Regions from separate parts of the Homo sapiens genome. Here region 1 is linked to region 2. A link is a loop called in an ENCODE intact Hi-C map of the cell type or tissue named here. Cell type or tissue: PC-9. All regions are shown on one strand.

Region 1 (2,500 bases), 260 kb before region 2:
AATATTGGTTCTATTTCAAAAGTGGCCTCAAAATGAAAGTCAACTTCTACTATAAATAATAGAATGGAAAAGTCTAAGAAAGTAATATGAAAGTCTCTTGAGTATATGGAGAAAAGAACGTCAAGAATCTATACCTTTGTTTAAAAGATTTATTCTACATGTCAAAGCATTTCCAAAGCCCAGCTGCTTTTAGTCTCAGCGGCATTAATTCTTTAGAATAAAAATATCACACTTAAAAGAAAATAGGTGTTCTGTATTTAAAAACTGAGGAAGGCGGCCAGGCGCAGTGGCTCATGCCTGTAATCCCAGCACTTTGGGAGATCAAGGTGGGCGGATCACAAGGTCAAGAGTTCGAGACCAGCCTGGCCAACATAGTGAAACCCCATCTCTACTAAAAATACAAAGTATCAGCCGAGCATGATGGCGGGCGCCTGTAATCCCAACTACTCGAGAGGCTGAGGCAAGAGAATCGCTTGAACCTGGGAGGTGGAGGTTGCACTGAACCGAAATCACGCCATTGGACTCCAGCCCAGGCAACAGTGCGAGACTCCACCTCAAAAAAAAAAAAAAAAAAAACTAGGGAAGGCTGGCCAGGCACAGTGGCGCATGCCTGTAATCCCAGCACTTTGGGAGGCTAAGCTGAGCTCAGGGGATCGAGACCAGCCTGGCCAACACGGTGAAACCCCATCTCTATTAAACATCCAAAGAAATACCCAGGCATGGTGGCGTGCATCTGTGGTGCCAGCTGCATGGGAGGATTGCTTGAGCTCAGGAGGCACAGGTTGCAGTGAGCCAAGATCATACCACTGTACCCCAGCCTGGGTGACATAGCAAGACACTGTCTCAAAAAAAAAAAAAAAAAAGAAAGAAAAGAAAAAAAAACTGGGAAGGCTAGCAAAATGATTCTTTTTTTAATCAAAATAAAAAATGTTTTGAATTATTAGGAAATGATGTGTTTAATAATACTCTCAAAGTATATCCCACAATATTTAATAGAGTTTTATTAACAGAATTAAAACAGAAAGTTCTTTCATCATTCATACAATTTATACATAGGAAAGCAGAAGGAGTGGGCTCCCAAAACAGTGCTATTTAAGTTCTACATTGAGTACTAGTATATAAATTTTATCCTGGATAGTTTTAAAAAATGATACTTGAGCAAGAATTAATGCATGTTTTATGAATATATGTGAACTAAAAGATCTTTGGTTGATAAAATTGTATTCAGATCCCTTCAAAAAAATAAAAATTTCCCTAAATTTTACACACTGTTTATATTATATCTTTTGGTAACAAAAACTAGAGAATAGATTCATTGTAAGAGCTTACATTATCTTTTCTATCCACAAGAGGGAGCAAACATTTAACACATCTTGGGAATTTCATTACATGCTAGTTTTCACACAAGACTTTCAGGAAATAATAAAACTGCCAAAAATATTCATTGAATGTCTATCATGTGCCAGGCATAGTGTTAGGGTCTGGAAATATAGTGGGAAAAAGATGTGGCTCCTGCCCCCACGATTCACAATTATTCAGGTAACAAAGTACATCTAAAGATTTATAAGATTATTTAAAGGAACACAAACCATACTTAGCTTTTTTATAATTATTATAAGCTATAACTTATAAGTATTCTGTCTTACCAGAAGCTACAAATATAATGTAACGCTATACAAATTGTCAGTAATTTACAGTCTACAACTCTTAAAAAGCAAATAACATATATTAGGCAATTTATCGCATAAAGAATTAAGCACCAAGATGCAAATACCTTCTTTTTTCCAAGTAGACTCCAATGATCTATGCCACTCATTTTTTTCATTTAGCTTAACCAAAATGTTAGCAAATTAACATTTATTTAGGGTAATCTGGGGGTGTAGTTAACAAAGCATTTCAAGAGAGGGATATCTTTGAAATGTACTGATAAGTAGTAAAATCATAATGCCAAAGTGGGAAATTCTCAATTACAGCCTGTTAATGACATTTTAATACATCTTGGTTCTTTTGTTTTAAAGAAGAATGGATTCCAAAAGGGCATAATGAGCTAAGCAGGTGACCTCAGGAGAGTTCTTCCAAGTAGGTGTGTTTATACAGCAGCAAAGTTTAGGGTACAGTACTATTCAGGAAGGTATATTGGCAGGAAACAATGTGTAGTGGAAAAAAAGCTCTGACTCAAAGCACAACTAGCTTCAAATGCAGTTTTACCATTTAACTAGCCCTGTGACTTTAGTTATTAACCTCTCTGAGTCTCAGTGTTCTCACTCATACAATGGTAATAACAACAATCTTGCAAAGCTGCTGTAAGGATTAATAATAATGCAGGTGGCCAGGCACAGTGGCTCAAGCCTGTAATCCCAGCACTTTGGGAGGCCAAGGCGGGTGGATCACGAGGTCAGGAGATCGAGACCATCCTGGCTAACACAGTGAAACCCCGTCTCTACTAAAAATACAAAAAATTAGCCAGGCATGGTGGCGGGTGCCTGTAGTCCCAGCTACT
Region 2 (2,500 bases):
GAACTGAGGAGTTCCAGGGACATGAGATTTTCAATGCTAAAACTGGAACAGTCAGGGTAATCACTCTATGGTTCTCCCTGTGTACATGTTAATAAATTTGTATGAGCTGGGCACAGTGGCTTATGCCTGTAATCCCAGCACTTTGGGAGGTCAAGGCAGGTGGATCACTTGAGCTGAGTCCGAGACAAGCCTGAGCAACATAGAAAAACCTCGTCTCTACAAAAAAAAAAAAAAAGAATAAATGTGTTTGCCTTTTTTCCAAAAAACAAAACTAAAAAACAAAAAATAGCCTGGGGTCTGGTGGTGTGTGCCCATAATCCCAGCTACTCAGGAGGGTGAGGCAGAAGGACTGCTTGAGCCCAGCCCTGGGCAACATAGCAAGACCCCATCTCAAAAAAACAAAACAAAACTGGAATAATCCCAAGCAAACCTGGACAGTTGGTTGCTCTATTACTAGGCCCTGGAGACAGAACAACTTATGAGATATGACTTCTGCTCTCAAGTCGGAGAGACATGTGAGCAAATCATTACAATATGATATGTACCAAAAGAGCTCCCACACTGTAAGTGAGGCAAGATTTCTGAGGTCCTGAAACCTCTAGGACAAGAAGGGAGTTAAGCAGATTAAAGCCAGAGTAGGAATGGGGCCATTTGGAAAGCATCGAGTCTGAACCATCAGTACAGTAAAAGACACAGTAGTAAAAAATAATAGCTAAGAATTTACTGATAATTTAGCTATGCGCCAGGCATTATGCTATATATTATCTGCTTTAATCTTTACAACCCCATAAGGTTGGATTTGTCATATGAGTGATGAAGACACCATTGGAGAGTTTTAAGCAGAAGAGTAATATAATTGTGTGCTTTAAAGATAAATGATCACTATGGCAGTATGTAAAGAGCTTTTAAAAAATCCAATACACGTACACACTCTTTTGAAATATCTGTAATCCCCCAAACCCAGTTTCATAAAAGAGATTCCAGATTCACAATACAGTTTAAAACCAAATTGTTTAACATCTTAACTCCTCTATTCTTTTTATTTTTTCTGTTCTTCCATTGGCTTTCTACCAATGTACAAACTCTGTAAGGAAGTTATTAGGTTCTATGGCAAGGGCTCCCTCTGTTGGTTGTGCAGCAACACAACAGCAACTATTTGACATCCAGCAGAAACAATTGCTTTAGGTTTTTACAGTAATCCTTTTTTAAAGAAAATCAGAGATCTTTCCTCTAAATTTCAATAATTTGTGAAATATGGAAACAAATATAAGACCCAGTTATTCAGTCTTTGAAGTTTAAACCAAAGAAAAATTTTCTTACTTGCAGTCACCATTTTCACTGGCATCATTCCATGTCTTCATCAAAGAGCCATTTACATTCATTAAACTGGACAGCTATTTGAATTTCATAATAGAATTATCCAGACCTTCATTTCCTATTATGCCCATAGTCATACAAATGAACTTTGTTATCACTTATCAGTAATAATCACTCATTGAGAATGTCATTTCTATACAGCTCCCAGATCGCCTAAGCCCATGACAGATTGGCTCCCAATTCCTCCAAATGAATGCCTGGCAGCGGCTGCAATAAAAGCTCCACCATGTAGGACTAACCCCTTCAGGCTGTAGACAGAATAATTTGCTCATTCAACCAAGATCCACTTCTACTTGCTCCAAACCAATTCTGCTCTTGGGAGACAGTTTAATAACGTAGACACTAAACTCAAGAACCCCCTGGTGTAGTGTGGAAGATATTTAACATTTGAAGCATGGCTCCAACTTGAAGCAGACTACAATAAATGTCATTAACATAGTACAATGCGCCATAAAAGCAGAAGGAAATAGCAAGTATGATTGAGAGACTTCAGGCAGACATCTTGGAGAAGGTACTATCTGGCTTGAACAGGACAAAAGATCCATGGTGTCAGGAATGTTTGTTTTGTCCATCACTGTATCCTAAGTTCCTGTAACTTTCATTGGCACATGGTAAGTGCTTAGTAAATAGTTACTGAATGAATGAGTAGATTTTTGAAATCAATAGGAATTTTACTTACAGGAAAAGGCAGAGAAAAAGAATTTCCCTTTTGAAAATGCTTATCCTCAAAACCTAAACAAACCTTTTGTTTGTTTAGCCTGCCAAAACCCTTCCCTTGGCTCTCTAATTTCTTCAGGATGAAATACTGTCCCTGTCTGCCAGGCATGGTAGCTCATGCCTATAATCCCAGCACTTTGGGAGGCTGAGGGAGGAGAATCACTTGGGGCCAGGAGGTCACCAACGTGGGCAACATAGCAAGACCATGTCTCTATATATTTTTATTATTATTATTAACAGAGTGTGGTGGCACACACCTCTAGTCCCAGCTACTCAGGCGGCTGAGGTGGAAGGATAGCTTGAGCCCAGGAGTTTGAGGCTACAGTGAGTTGTGATGGAGCCACAGCACTCCGGCCTGGACAACCTGGTCTCAAAAAAAACAAAAAGAAAAGAAAAGAAAAAAAGA

Evidence for each region. Hi-C counts contacts between places; a loop is a spot of excess contacts. Peaks named below come from ENCODE experiments on the same cell type or tissue, not always from the same donor. Only the 100,000 strongest peaks of a DNase experiment are listed, where the experiment ranks them.
Region 1: it touches region 2 in a loop (25-fold over the local background); 43 of 110 quality-filtered maps call a loop at or near these places.

What each region holds. Positions count from the first base shown.
Region 1 is chr1:50,928,227-50,930,726 of GRCh38, forward strand. The region is part of intron 1 of FAF1 (Fas associated factor 1); the gene reads right to left. Among named protein-coding and RNA genes, the nearest start is that of FAF1, 31 kb to the right of the region's middle. In PC-9, CTCF peaks have their summits at 1,313 (motif pointing right) and 1,514; no DNase peak of the experiment used is centred here; H3K27ac peaks cover 583 bases.
Region 2 is chr1:51,188,491-51,190,990 of GRCh38, forward strand. No RefSeq gene overlaps it. Among named protein-coding and RNA genes, the nearest start is that of LINC01562, 45 kb to the right of the region's middle. In PC-9, CTCF peaks have their summits at 1,127 (motif pointing left) and 1,330; no DNase peak of the experiment used is centred here.